2 separate regions of the Mus musculus genome follow, and region 1 is linked to region 2. Evidence: chromatin loops called from intact Hi-C (ENCODE). Cell type or tissue: heart. All regions are shown on one strand.

Evidence for each region. Peaks named below come from ENCODE experiments on the same cell type or tissue, not always from the same donor. Only the 100,000 strongest peaks of a DNase experiment are listed, where the experiment ranks them.
Region 1: it touches region 2 in a loop (2.7-fold over the local background); 3 of 42 quality-filtered maps call a loop at or near these places.

What each region holds. Positions count from the first base shown.
Region 1 is chr16:45,278,182-45,286,181 of GRCm38, reverse strand. No RefSeq gene overlaps it. Among named protein-coding and RNA genes, the nearest start is that of Btla, 58 kb to the right of the region's middle. In heart, a CTCF peak has its summit at 3,001 (motif pointing left); a DNase peak (open chromatin) is centred at 2,981.
Region 2 is chr16:45,603,799-45,611,798 of GRCm38, reverse strand. It overlaps Slc9c1 (solute carrier family 9, subfamily C (Na+-transporting carboxylic acid decarboxylase), member 1), which reads right to left. Exons shown (of 28, transcript NM_198106.4): 27 at 6,605-6,660; 28 at 4,798-4,982. The coding sequence ends at 4,938. Gcsam (germinal center associated, signaling and motility) reads right to left here and starts at 1,359. Exons shown (of 5, transcript NM_008099.4): 1 at 1,239-1,359. The coding sequence starts at 1,267. In heart, CTCF peaks have their summits at 2,288 (motif pointing left) and 3,170; no DNase peak of the experiment used is centred here.

The DNA of each region.
Region 1 (8,000 bases), 330 kb after region 2:
CTACTGCCTCAGCTTTCTGAGTTCTGGGGTTATAGTTGTATACACTTATATGTGGCAAGCCATTCCTTTTGAATTGCCAGTTCAAGTCAGAGATATTATAGGATGTAACAGCTAAATCTAATACTTCTCTCTATATGAAGAGATGCTGATCTACAATGTATACATTTGCTATGTAAGACAAAGTTCCATCACATGTCCATAATACTCTTGTACAAGCTCACTGCCATGTCTCTCATGCTTTCTTGCTCTTTGGCCTTAGCGAAAGCCTAGGCCTTTTTTCCCCAGAAGGGCAATATTCTTCAGTGTACAAAGAAAAAAAAATGGAACAGTGAAGAAATTGTCTATGGATCCACTGCTGTGCATGGAAATCATCTTTACTGTCGGAAAAGCATCATGAGATATTTTTAGGTTTCTCAAAGAGTGCCTGTCTCTTCCCCAGGAAGTATTCATCATAATGTCTGCAAGGGGTTTCAAATCCCAAGCTTGTTTGGCTCACCCCACTCCTTTCCTCAGGCTTATTGGAGCAAGGTTTAATTATAACTGTGCTTAATGCCCAAATGCAAATGGGAAATGGTAAATTAGAAAATCAGATGTCCGTAAGAATTTCCAGGCTTGAGAAAAAATTAATTCCTTGCAAAAGCCCAATAATATTTAATTTCTCCTTGGACTGAAAGATTGGGAAGTGTATGTAATTAATCCTGTAATTATGATAGAAAGATTTTAGAGTTATTGATGCTTCATTATAGTTTATCAGAACCTGAAGGGGGAAAATCAAGAATGCTGCTTTTTTTAGTTTTAGAAAATTAAGTGACAGTGTCAAGTGTTTCTGTTTTCTTTTTTTTTTTTTTTTTAAATGTAAAGGTAGTCTCATGCAGCTAAGGTTAATCTCAAACCCCCAGCATAATCAAGAATGACTTTGAATCTTTGCTTCTTCAATCTCTGCCATCCAAGCACTGGCCTCATCGCCAGGAGCCACTGTAACTGGATTATGCAAGGTTGAGGATCAGGCTAGGGGCTTTGTGGGTGCTGGGCAAGCACTCAACCAAATTATACTCCTGGGCCTTGATTGGTTTCTTTATAACAATAAGCCATGTTTCTCATTGCCAGAGAAAGAGAAATTTATTAAGGGGATGAAACAATTTTGCCAGTTTTGGGGAATTTGCCTGTGTTGGGAAATTTCTAGAGAAGCAATTTTGTAGTGGAAGTGGGAGCTAGAGAGGGGTGATGAGAGGGAGAAAAGAGAGAGGGAAGTATATATTAATATAAAAAAATAGATATGAAATATGTGACCAGGGATGATTGCAGGCCCTGTAAGTAGACTGTCAGGCTTCAAACTCAGGGAAGGCCAAGTTTTTTGTTGTTGTTGTTTTTTTTGTTGTTTTTTTTTTAAAGACTAAAGCCTAGTTGTTGGCAGAATTCTGTCTTCAGGAGAAATTCCATCCTACTTTGTTTTATTTTTATTTGTATACAAATGCTTATAGTACCTTTATTGATAATAGCTCCAACATGAAAACCATCTAAATTTCTAGCAATTGTTGACCTGGTTAGCAGATTGAGGTCCATCCGTGCAACAGAATACTGTACAACAATAAAAAGATGGAAATTATTAGTAAGGGAAGCATCAAAATATTTCAAAAATAATTATAGAGAGTGCAAGAAGATAAAAGGAGTCCCCATTCTATTTAGGTTTCCAACAAACTAGATGAAACCTACCCACATACAGAGAATAATAATATATGTTAATTCCACTTGAGAATGCCTTTGTTGACAACCTAGAATGATGTTTGACTATGTATTTGGTTACTGTGGCCAATTCAACCTGATTCATAAAATTAGCCACCATGTTGTACCAATCCCTCTCAAATCTGCCAGGCTTGCTGGTCCTTTCCTTTCTTGTATTTCACAGTATATTTTCTCTGGTTCTAAAGCTGTGCCATTGTTCACTATTAATTTCTTCACTTACTTCATTTCATTCCTATTTGTAAATAGTACCATTTGCTTTAATGTATTTTACACATCAACCTCATCTTCCCTTGAATTCATGGGACAATCTAATTTTGTATGTTTGTCTCCCTGTACTGACTTTTAGTCATATTTCCACTCAAGGTAATATCAATGAAATGTAATAATGACTGAGCTATTACCAACTCATTGAACATCACACCACACCTAAATGAGTTGCATGATATCCCCAGGTTATCACACATTACTAATTTGGATAGATAGTAAGATGCTTGGAAGATAATTCAGTGTTTTTCCACCCCAGGAGTTTTAAATATGAGTGGATTTCATTGTTTTAGGAGTTTAGGGTTTCTTTAAAATAAATTGAATAAATTAAAGAGAATCTTCTACTTCACTAAGCAATTCAAATGATTAACTGACTGTAAGCACCCTCAGTTTGTGTTTATTACTTTGGTCATTTATTTTTCTTACTTGAACCTCTACTAGTCAAGTTCCAATCTCTGTCCTTGTCTGTCTCTTTCTCTGTCTATCTCTCTCTTACACACACACACACACACACACACACACACACACACACACACACACACACACACACACACACACACATGTGAGAAAGAGAAAAAGAAAGTTGATTGAACTCAACTAACTCTACTCTTGAGACCCCAAAGCAGTTCATTCCATAAAGTTGGTGCTGTTAAAAGAAAATCACAGATGTCAGAATGATGAGGATAGAACTTTATTCAACAACTATCTCAATAGGGAAGAAGAGCACATGTAATAGAACTCTGCTTCTCCCTGAAAAAAAAGGCTGGTGAATGTTACAATGCTAACTTAACACTAAAGGGATCTCGGCATGTTAGGGAAATTTTGTTCCACATGACAAGGCCATCTGGTTCACTGGTACTTACCCTAGAGGGCAAACTTCCTCAATTCTTTACATCTGTGAGCAGTGGTGGAGCCAGAGTAAGGTGGTCTTAAAGCTGAAGTTTGGCCCTTACCCTCTTTGGGGGCTGGAAAGAGAAAAGGGGAGTTGCTGCCCTCTTGTGTCTATTGCTTGGCTAGGGCTATTAGACTAAAGTGTCAAACAAAGAGTGAGCTAAACAAAACAGTGGAATTTCATTTCTCAGTTAAATGAGATCTGGTACATACAAGGTGGTATAACCATAGACATCTTCCATACTTCTGCCAACTAGAATTCCAAGATTGGGGGTCTACTGATTTAGAGTCTGGTTCAAGCTGTCTTCCTGGCTTTCCAATAGCAGTCTTCTCATCCTGTGCTCACATGGACTTCCCCAGAGTGTGAGAACTGAGAAATCCAGATTTCCTACCAACCAAGATCCTTCTCTAATGAACTTATGTGACTTACAATATTTCCTCAGCAGGCTTATCTTCAAATGTCACCACACAGGAGCCAGTGCAAAGCTTCTTAAGCCTTTCCATTTGACATTTTTTTTTTGGTCTGAGAAAATTTTATGTAACTCCAGATGCACAGATATATAAAATAGACATACAAACCAAGTATTCACTGGTAATAATTCATAAAGAAAATGATTTTAAAACAATTCCTTGCGTGCATACAGTTTTACCATTCATTAAAAACAAAAGTAAGCTTGCATCGTAGTGAAAGGAACATGCTTGTTTGTTTTTACACAAATAATTAAAACGTGGCTGCACATTTAATACTGCAGGACATGGAGCATCTTCAACATTCCTCAAGTCTATGAATCATCAGTCATGTTGATAGCACTACTTCCCATGAATACATGGTAAAAGATATGAAGGATGTTACATGGTAAAAGATATGAAGGATGTTTAGGGTCACTTTAAAAGTTATTGCAAATTCTGCTCTAGTCCTAAGCTAAATTTTATTTATTGATTTTTTTTTGGTGAAACTCAAGTCAGTAATTCAAGCAATGATTTTTGGATATGTATTTATGTATACATATATACAAATATACATATATCACATATACACATATATACATATATATATTTAGATAGCCAAATGAAAATACTGTCATTAAGTCATGACATTTCTATGAGAGTGAAAGACTTTATATGTAAATTACAATAGAAAACATTGTAATTTATAACATACAGTAGTCTGTAATTAGCTCTCCTTGGCATGATCAGCTGGACACATGCACGCACAGTGCACTGTTTATGTTGTGTGTTCAGAGGCAAGATTCAAATGAACTTCTAAAGTGCATCCTGAGTTAGCGCAGCCAGAAACACCTTGGATTTATTATGCAATTAATTTTGAATTCATCTTGAGAACTCAGAAACATTTAACTGTAGCCAAGATTTTGCATCCTCCACATTCTGTGTATACAAGCCCAGCTTAGGGAGCCCAAGTCCTGAGCTCCCACTCGTGAAAGTGAGAGAAACCAACACTCACTTCATCGGCCATTGTACAAAGAGTTTTAGGGGGTGAAATTCAGATGCCAATGAGCAGATAAAGAATTTGCAACTGCGACTTTCTAAAGATAAACTTCCTTAAAGAAGCTCAGGGGCTCACTCACATGCTTAGTGCTACGACATTTTAGCCAGAACAAGCAGGAAATACCCCTGGTGGCAATGACATTTCTTAAAGCAGGCATTATAGGAGACTGAAGTCATTGTAGAGATTTCAGAAATCACCTTAGTCTGGTCATGTCTCTTAGTGGAGGAGTGTGTTTAGAAATGTGCTGAGAATTCTGCAGCTCAAAGTACCAATGTAAAGAACTCTCAGGAACATTTTTCAGGAGGATAACTCCTTGGAAAGATATTTTGCCTTGTGTAAATGTCACCAGAATGCTCTTTCGAATGGTATAATTAGCAAAATATTCTTTTGCCTTACTTTTCTGCAATATGTGCATGATTCCAAGTATAAAACACCCAAGAATCCAAAACACTCAAGAGTCTAACGTGGATGAGTATACAAAATACAACAATATGTAATGGCATTAATGCCAGGACAAAAGTTGGCTATTGATAAGAATTTCCACTTTTGTGTTTGTATTTGATTATTTGTTTACAGTATTGGGGATTGAACCTCACATCACACCATTTTATTTTTTATTCATTTCATTTTATTTATTTTATTCTATGAGAGTCTTGTTGAGTTGCTGAAGTTAGCCTTGAATTTATAATCCTACCAAAGATCTAGGATTACAGACCTGAACCACCATTATGTGCAGCATTATAAAGGTAGTCTACATTTAGTGGAGAGTTTATGTTAGCAGGATTGAATGTTATTAAAAAGTTAATGACCATAGGTTTTCATGTTATTATATCTATAGTTAAATTCTATAAAGTATGTTGCTTTATATTGGCATAAATCTTGGTTTTGAATTGTTTGTTTGTTTTGCCAGTCTTCCATTCATGGTATTGAAGGAAATTTTAGAGGTCCTTTTATAGTTCTGGTTTTGTTTCCCCTCTTGACCTGAAGTATAACCATTTCAAATTTTATTTCTGCTTTTCTATGAATTTTCACTTATATAACTTTTATGTAGAACAAGACATATATCAGGACATGAAAACAGCAACAAATTCAAGAATTATCAGACACATCTGTCTTTTCTGGAATAACCTAGAAGGTAACAGTGAGAGAAATTATATAAATGTTATTTATATAATTATATAATAAATATAAATATACAAATTATATGAGTATATAAAGATTGAACAGCATATTTCTGAATGAAAAGTGGAGCCAGGCGTGGTGGCACATGCCTTTAATCCCAGCACTTGGGAGCCAGAGGCAGGAGGATTTCTGAGTTCGAGGCCAGCCTGGTCTACAGAGTGAGTTCCAGGACATCCAGGGCTATACAAACAAACAAACAAACAAACAACAACAACAACAACAAAAAACTCTGTCTCGAAAAAAAGAGAGAGAAAGAGAGAAAAAGAAAAGAAAAGAAAAGAAAAGAAAAGAAAAGAAAAGAAAAGAAAAGAAAAGAAAAGGAAAGGAAAGTGAATCATTGGAGAATGGGCAAGGGGAATTTAAAAGTTTATTTTGAATTAAATAAAGAAGGGAAATACAGCATAAGAAAGCATGTGAACTATGGCAGAAGTGATACTAAAGAGAAAGTCTGTAATAATGAGTGCAGTCCCAGTCCTGTAGTAGACTGCTTGTAGGGTTCTCTCTGCCTTACTTCCCTCCCACCCTCTCTCCCTCCTTCCCTCTCTCTGTCCTTCCATTCTCTTGGGACTCCACCAAAACTTGTAACTGGCCAAGCTTTCCTCTTTCTTTCCATCTCTTTGTGTCATCCACCATACCTCAAAATGATTGCTACAAGTGGCTACAGCAGGAAAAGTCTCGGGTAAGTGAATCGAACTATCCTGTTTGTCCTCCTCCTTTAGGATCCACATCCTCACCCTCAGCACAAAGCCCGCCTCCTACCTCAATTCCATCCACTGAAGTCTTCCACTCTTGGTTCAGACCCAGGAAACCCTGGCCCTTTCATCCCTGTCTTTCTGAACAATTCACTGCTTTACTATAACCGACTTGCAGGATCCTCTGTTCCCACTACACGCCCAACTCCCTGAGACCATACCACTGGATGTGAACAGGATTTCCTGAAACCTCTCTCAGCCTTTTCTCCTAGGCCACCTCTGTTCCTCTGTGCCACCCACAGACCTGCAGAAGCATTCCTAACCAGGCCACCCATAGAAATCACACATTTCTGAAATCCAGACAGGGTAAAAGAAACCAAAGAATATTCACCCAGGAAAACCAAGACTAGCTATCAACACCTAAAATCACTTTAATTATCTTAACCACAGATGTCTAGACATGAATGCAAAAATACAATGATTAACAACTAGGATGCTAAGCCTCATGCAGAACCCAGTAACCTAGAGTAGATCCTGAGAAATCTAATATAACTAAAACTTAAGACAAGGACTTCAAAATAGCAATTGTAAATACATTCAAGGATCTTAAAGAGGTTATAAATAAATTTCTAAATGAAGTTTGTGAAAATGCAAACAGTGGAACAAAATAATAAAAATAGTGAAGTGGAAATAGCACCATTAAAGAGCATCAAAACTAAGAGAAAACTGGAAATGAAAAATTTAGGAAAGTCAAACAAATACCTCAGGGATAAGCCTCACCACAGGGCTATCAGAGATGAGAGAGAGAATATCAGGTTTTGAAGACAAAATAAAAGAAAATGGATTCCTCAATCAAAGAAAATATTAAATTTTTTTAAAAATCTAGGCATAAAACACCAGAAAACCTGGGACAGTATGAACTGAGCAAATTTACTAATAATAGGAATAGAGGAAGGAGAAGAAAAACCCAGGTCAAAGACACAGAAAATATTTTCAACAAAATCATAGAAGAAAATTTTCTCAATCTAAAGAAGGAAATACCAATAAAGGTAGAAGAAGCATAAAAGACACCAAGTAGACAAGATCAGAAGAAATAATTCCCCTGGACACAAAATTATCAAAACTCTAAATATACAGAAAAAAAGAAAAACTAATAAAAGTTTTAAGGGGGAAAGATCAAGTAATGTATAAAACCAGACCTACTAGACTAACACCTGAGTTCTCAGTAGAGAATCTAAAAGCCTGAACATCCTGGAAGAATGGTTCACAGAATCTGAAGAGACCACCAATATTAGCCCAGATTACTACACTCCACAAAAATATCAATTACACTAAATAGGGAAAGGAAAATATTCCACGATAAGATCAAATTTAGGTAGAGGCAGCATCTCTCTACCAACCAAGCTCTACAGAAGGCACTAGAAGGATAATTTCAATCTAAAGAGGCTAACCATATGTAAGAAAATACAAACAAATAATCCCAGACCAGAAAATCAGAGGAGGTAGGGTGATCCTCTTAACAACAATCAATAATCTTTCTTCATAGGTAACTCCCAATATTCAGGCCTCAATTCCCCAATTTAATAAGAGCAACATAACAGATTGAATTAAAAAACAGGATCTATATTTTGCTGCATCCAAGAAACAGACTTTAACACGAAGGATAAACATCTCCTCAAGGTAAGCAGATGAAAGAAGATATTCCAAGCAATAAAACAAAG
Region 2 (8,000 bases):
GACTGTGGGTATAAAGCTGTAACTCTAAGTGTGGTTAGCAGCTCATCTCATCTTCTTCTGCTTGTATTTCTATACACTTCACCTTCTCATAGTAAATATACTTTGGTGCTACACCACTTAACCCCACAGCAAAGTTCTGAAACACGAAAGTGCAGGTATGTCATCTATCACTGCTTCTTCATCTATACCATATCTTCATTTTGCTTTCTCTCTCCTCAGGAATGCTTCCAGTCATCAGTCTAGCACTGAGTACCTGCTGTGTGCCAGAAACAAAGGCAAGAACCAGGCATTCACAAAGCAGTGAGCAGAAATTAAGAAGCAATTGTGCTTTACAGGATGTCACAGGGAGCTATAAGGGCAGCCATTCATAATCTTACTAAGGCTACTAGAAGCAGGAGGAGGCTTGGGAGAGTCCAGGGCAAATACTGGCTCTCTGGAAAAGACGTGAATACTGCCAAGCCTCCTTTGGGTAAGTAGCATTTGTGTAAGACGTCATTTTTCTATGTTCCCCTTTATATGTTATATAAGACCAAGGCAGCAAGGAAGACCCCCTGCCAGACCTCTATAGATCACCTAACTTTATACCATAGAAATTCTCTTATTTTGTGTGATCATATTTTCTTTTACATGTGTTCTCTTTGATTGAATGAAAAATTTGCTCTGAAAATTGAGAAGAGTCCCCCATCACTGAGACCTTCTCTGTCAGGGACCATGGTGCCACCATCTACACTTGGAACCTCCGGGTAGGATTATAAATTTTTTTTCCATTTAAAATGAGGAGACCAAAGTCCAGGAAGATGAAGGCAAGTCTTCTCCCTAGTGACAAGACCTTTTCCTTAACCCGCCTATAAGTGTACTAACTGCCGTCTCAACATGGCAGGAAATGTGGTGTTTATTTTAAATTTATAAAGACTCCCCGAAAGGGTGGGCACATATAACTCATTCAGGAACATCCAGGGCCCAAGAAAGGATGCCTTTCCCCAGCCCCAGGACAGCTGTTTCATTTCTTAGATGGACAGGAGTCCTCCTTTAATAAGTTCTTTCTCTCATTTCACCTGTTCTTATGTTCTCATTGTCTCTGTGTGTGAAAACCTGTAAGGATAGTCACATGGTGTATGGCTCAGGAGGGACTGAATTCTTGTCACACCCCTTCCCTAGTCCATTCACCCTAAAAGCTGTCCTCTTTTTTTCTTTCACCTCTGGCTCAGGTCTCTGCTCGCAGGAGGGAGTGAGCTCACCTGGTTGTCCTCTGCAAACAGTTCCCCATGAGGCAGGCCCCTCAGCACCTTCCCTCTGGTAGTCTCCACTTCCTTCTCAGCCGGCTTGCACCTTGGTCTGGCACTGTGCTCTGTAACTGGCAGTTTCCGACTGACAGTAGCTTCAGAGCTGCTCTGGTCACCCGTGTAGAGTCAGAAAGAGGAGGTGCCTGCTGGATGGTGGAGGAAGAGGCTGAGGGGGAGATGAGAGGCACATTTGTGTGTCTTGAAAGACCAGGGCCTTGATGCACCAGACTATTAACCAAAGGAAAAAAAGGTTGGTTAGGGAGAGGGTTAGCCACTAGGGAGTCCCAGGCTTTTCCTAACGGAGGAACCATGGGAGATTTTCCATGGCAGACACCTGTATTTAGTAAGAAAGTCAAATGGGAGAGGATCATTGTTTAGAAGCAAACAAAACAAAAAAGTCTGAAATATCAAATACCCCCCCTCAAAAAAAAAAAAAAACTCCAAAAGGGAAAACAGAATCAAGCCACAGTCTAGCTGGGCATATATAAACTTTCAAAATGTACTCACGAGCACATATACTGGAGTAACTGTACAAACAAGGCAAGTTGAGAGGGACCATTGCTGAGTGAAGTGGCCACAGAGCCATAGAGAGGGGAATCATAGGGTAAAATGGTTTGATGTGGGAAATGGGAAAAATAGGAGCACTCTAATTACTGTGTGTGTGTGTGTGTGTGTGTGTGTGTGTGTGTGTGTGTGTGTGAAGGATGATAAATCCAGAAGGAAGAAGGTAAAATAACAGTAAGGATGGCTGAAAAAGTCATAAGGAGTCATACTACTAGCTCTCTACCTAAAAATACCTGTAGTTATGGAAGTCCGTGCATAAATATATTGGTTTAAATAAAAATTCCCCATCTTGTCTGACAATGCCTCCTCCAAAAGTCAAAATTCATCTAACCGAAACGGCAGCACCACCCTTTATAAATCATCTTTTGAGCTGTTGGTTAGGGCTATCAAAGACTCCCTAAACACAGAGCCTTATTGCTATTGCTCTTGGCTGCCCTCTAAAGGCAGAATTTGAGTCCATATTGCTGCAGATACCTTGCATTTCAGAGGCCCAGACTCCCAGGACCCAGAAATAACCTGAATATCTCCTGGACTGCTTGCCAGGAGCACCCCACTCCCTGCACAGACAGGTGGCAATGATATTAGGAAAGGATCTTGTTCTTTGTCTCCACCGTAGTGGCTGTGTGTCTGTGCCTTCTTTACTATGGTACTAAGGATGTGTAAACTGTATATAAGTTATACTGCTTAAATGAATCCTGGGACTGCAATCATCGTTTGAATGATGGTTGTTTCTTGTTTGGTTACTCATTTGTTCATCCCGTCAACAAGTGTGTGTTGAGAACCTACTGTGTGCCGAGGACCTTGGGCTCAACAGTGAGCAGAACAGAGGAGATATATTTCTTTATTTGACTTTCAGCAATACAGAAGTCATATCTAAGGCAAACAGCAGGATGGGGACTGTCTTAGTTATTGTTCTGTTGCTGTGAAAGACAATATGAACAAATCACCCCGTATGGAAGAAAGTAATTGTGGGCTTGCTTCCAGTTTCAGGGGATTCACTCTGGTGGAAAGCAGACAGGCGTGGCCTAGGAGCAGTCGCTGAGAACTTCACATCCTGATCTGCAGGCAGCAGAGAGAACAAGGACTTTGCCTTGTTTGGGATTTTTTTGAAAGCTTTAACCACCACCACCACCACCCTCCCCCACAACTGAAAAAAGGTCACACATACTTTAACAAGGCCACACCTCCTAATTCTCCCCAAATGTTTACACTGGCTGTTTACAACCAGAGTCAAAGCATTAGGGGCGGGGATTGAAAAATCAGTCTGCCTTGTCATTTTGGGTTATTGAATCCCAGTTTTCAAGTTTCAGTTTTACTACCGACCACTAGATGAAGACACTGAGCTGTGGAAGTCTCAGATACCAGGAAAGAAAATGTGTTGATTCTGCAAGAGGTGGAGCTGGGCATTCACTACATTGTTGGTGTGGTACAGACTTGGGGCTAAATAAACTGCTCCCACTGCACAGGTGAAAGTGTTACAAGTCCAAAAAGGAAATCTCTGAGCTCTTCTCTCTTTAGTCCCATCAGCATTTACTCCAGTACTTAAGACCTGTAAGAAATTACACTCCCTGAACTAGAAACAAAAACCTGGATATTTATACCAGTGAGATTTATGAGCTGAGATCTTTGCCCTTATCTACTCCTTGTTTGCTGTTGTGTGGGCAGTTAACCACCAGTGTAAAAACGATTCCCCTCTACTTTTATATAATAAGGTAACAAGATCTGAATAACCGTGCTTTACTGGATTTCTGACAGTCACAAACTCTAGAGCTTTTTTATATGTGAATTCTGTGGTTATCTTGCTACCAGTTCCTGCTTTTTGTAGGCGAGTAGGAATAAAAGAGCTCTACATGTTCTTTTCAGGTTGTTGTTGAGCTTCGGGTGTGGCAGAGATCTAGATCTCTGTGACAGGATCAATTCCTACGTTGGAGTTTTACATAGGATCTTTACAATCCAGACTATGCATCAAGCCGGACACTGACAATCATTGAAATTGGGCCTGTATACTTCTCTTTAGTAGCCTAGATTTCGAAAATAAGACCAAGACAACCTCAGCAGCCTAGCAAATGGCACATGATTAAACCAGCTCACAACTGTATAGTGAGTCCATCACATAGTGAAGATATCAAGCAATTTATCTGAATTCTCTAAGTTCCATTGCTTCCTCTTCAAAACGAGGCTAACCACCCCTTCCTCCATAAATACACTGATATCCTCATAAGCTGTTGGTAGAGAACGCGTCTCCCCTCTCCTGATGCTTGTTTCAGATTGAGGGGTAACTCTCCATTCATTGTCTTTGCATTCTTCAAACCCTGTCTCCTCCCAGAGGCCTGGAGGTTTCTGCTGGATAGTGCCACTGCTGCTGATTTGTGATGGTTTGTATATGCTTGGCAAAGGGAGTGGCACTATTTGGAGGTGTGGCCTTGTTGGAGTAGGTGTATCACTGTGGGTGTGGGCTTTAATACCTCCATCCTAGCTGCCTGGAAGTTAGTCTTTTAGCAGCCTTCAGATGAAGATGTAGGACTCTCAGTCTTGCCTGTACCATGCCTGCCTGTACTTTTCCATGCTCTCATCTTGATAATAATGGACTTTACCTCTGAATCTGTAAGCTCGTCCCAATTAAGTGTTGTCTATGACTGCCTTGGTCATGGTGTCTGTTCACAGCAGTAAGACCCTAAGACACTACTGAATAGGACTGCTAGTATCCTGACAAACTGAGATTGGAATCACCCCAAAATACTACTTTCTAAACATGTCCACATCCCCTTGTCCTATTTACCATCTATTCTCCCCTACCTTTGGATGATGGGCTAGAAGGGGGTCGAAGTGTTTGAGAATCCTTATTAAAAGTAGGTTTAAAAAAATATAAGCCTACAAGAAAATCTTAAGAGTCTTATTTTATCCCCCCACCCCAGTCTAAATACAGAAATAACATCATTTGGAGAGTTGGTTGGTTAGTGTGAGATGCTTTAATTCACATTATCACATAAAAGGCACATAAACTTTGGCTTGTCTCTATCTCCAGAAATAAATATTTTCATGGTCATTTTGAAAAGCTTAGGCAGCGAACTGAACTTTCCAGGCGACTCTTTAGATGTTAATATTCTCTTCTATCAATTCCTCATTTTCTTGATTCTAAAAGTGGATATGAAAACATAAATCAGATTTCAGGTCTTTTTAAAGAAAGTATAATGGTTAAGCTTTGTCAACTTGATGCATTCTGGAATCATCTGAGAAGAGAGTCTCAAGTAGGATTGTCTGCATTGCAGTGGCTTGTGGGCATGTCTACATGGCACTGCCTCAGTTAAGTTACTTGAGGAAGAGTCAGTCTGGTGTGTGCAGTTTTATTCCTTCTGCAGGGGGTCCTGAACTATTCAGGAGCAGAGAAATCAAATTGAGCACAGGCAAGTAAGTACGACGGTAAATGCGTATGTATTTATTTCTTCCTGCTCTTAAGTGTGGCAGTGATGGGAAGTTCTAGCCTTTACTTCCCATCAAAGCTGGATTCTAATGTAAAATTATGAGCTGAAATAAATTCCTTTCTTCTCCAAGTTGATGTTGTAGTCTGTCGCAACAACAGAAAGAAAACTAGAACACAAGGGTTTGATGGACAGAGGAGTGCTGGTGTGGGACCTGACACAGAGCAGAGGAGGCAAGCCTGGGACTCTTACAGTGGTCATTGTACATACTCCATCCTGAAGGACCAGAACAGGGGTCTCTTGATGGGCAGGGCTTTGAGGGGTTATCTTGCCATCTCAAGGAAAACCATGTTCTGGGATGATAGTGGTGGGAAGGAACATGGTAGTAGGCCTCAAACATAAGCAACATCTAACACTTGGGAATAAAAAACATCTACTCAAAAACACAGCTGGATGGGTTCGTGTATACATTCAACTGGCTGCTATTTCTGTCTTTCCTTAAACCCTCAGCTTCTCAATGCTTTTGCTTTAAAGAAGAAAGAAAGAATATCATGCAGTCATTAGCTTTCTGCCTCAAACTAGATTTCTCAAATACAAGAACTATAAGTGTGTGTGCCATTTAAAAAAAAACTGATGGACAAGCACCATTCTTTTTAAACAGGTACAAGAATACTAGCTTCCCTGGCTCTTTTCCATCTCTAAAATATGTCAAGAGGCTGAGTTCCATAAGCTTGGTTAGCTTGCCAAGTAAACTAAATTTACTTTATATTTTTACCTTTAACTGTTTTCTTTACATGATTTTTTAATTGAATTTTTCTTTTGCTATCCTAGGCCTAGATGGTTAGTGTGGAGCTTTCTGAGAAATTCAGTTTAGTCCAGGACAGAAGAGATTAGAATACTCTGCACTGCATTCATCAAAGACTGTGATTCTAGGGGCTAGCTGCTGCTTTCCAGACTGAATAATCCGAGATGCTTTGCAGAGGTAGTTGTAGAAGCTGTGGCAGCCTTTGAACCTGGCCAAATTCAGAACATGACAGAGGTAAAGGGGCTCAGATTTCAGCCATCATTATCCTTGCTGATGCTAGTGTGCTAATATGATTCAAGATAAATTCAAGATATTCTGCCATCTCTTGAATTTGTTAGTCATTTGTATAATATTTACACAAGAGTATGTTAGCAACCTATTATAGGCTTGGCAAAGAGAAATCTTCCTACTGAAATCTGTAAAATGATTAGTAGGTAAAGTCCTTCAGGATAAGAGAAATGTATTGGTAGTTTCCATAAATTGAAGACTTTCCTTTAAATTAATATGACTTGAAAACAGGGGCTCTCACTTACCTCTTTCTTACCATTGTCCTCTTCAGAGGTTTCATCCAATGTTTCAAAAGATTCTCCTGCAAAGGAAGAGAGTTACTCCATTCCTGGAGGTAGTCACACTTTTAAGTAGGTCATCTATGATCCCATTTGGGTTGCAGACACAAGGGATCTGTGATCTCGCACCAGTGGGATGAAAGGTCACTTCTCAAAGTGTGTCTAACAGGCTTTAATTGTAAAGATATGAAACAAGTGCTCAAGAGAAGTGAAAAGCTGAGAAAAAAGCTAGCATTTATGATTTTAATGTCCTTTAACACTACTATGTTAATATGTATTTGTGAATGCTTATGTTAGCAATGAGGACCCATGTGAAAGCCACACTTTCTTGGAGTTTTTAGTCGGCAGAGAGTACAGGTGAACAAACCTGGAACAAGGTTTGTGGTGAGATGATCACTTATGACTCATGGGGGGACAGGAGGGGGGGGGAAGAGGGAGAGAGGGAGACAGAGAGAGATGGGGAGATGGGGAGAGAGACAGAGAGAAAAAGAAATAGGACAGAGATACAGAAAGAGGGACAGAGACAGAGAGACAGAGACAGAGACAAAGAGAAATAGGACAGAGATACAGAAAGAGGGACAAAGGGACAGAGATAGACAGAGACAGAGAGAGATAGAAAGAGGGGAGAGAGAGAGAGAGAGAGAGAGAGAGAGAGAGAGAGAGAGAGAGAAGAAAGATATTGAAAAGCATGGTGCAGCAAGTCCTTGAATGGAGAGATATGGGGAAGGTTTGAAGGTCCCAGGTAGTAGAAACAGTACATGAAGTTGCCCAAGAATTAGAGACCACTAGGTCTTTTTTTCAGAGGCACCCAAAGGAACCATTGGTCATTTGGCTTTTCTAGGTTTGTGAGACTGAGGAGAAGAGATGGCAGCCACAGAGAGACAGATAGTATCAGCTCCAGGACCATCACCTGGAGAGGTGCTGGATCTTATGGTCAGTGTGTGATGACAGGATTTTATGTCTACAAAGATGTAAATATCTGGGAGCTAGAAAAATGTCTCAGAAGTTAAGAGCATGTATTGTTCTTCTAGAGTTTGGCCCCCAGCACCCATGTCGGGAAGTTCACAATGGCCCACAACTCCAGCTCCAGTGAGTTCTTATTCCCTGCTGGCCTTGGGCACCTACACACACATGCACAAGGCCACACCTAATTAAAGCATATATTAAAAAAATTTACATATACACCAATAAAGATAAAATTCACTTAGAATTAACAGTATAGTATTGGTAGTTTTGCTTGACATATACCACAGGGTTTTGTTTTGATTTTTTACATTGTATCATGAAAAGTTATTATTTTAATGATGATGTAATAATCAATCTTCTTGATTAAATTGTTAATTAAATAGTAATTTATTATACA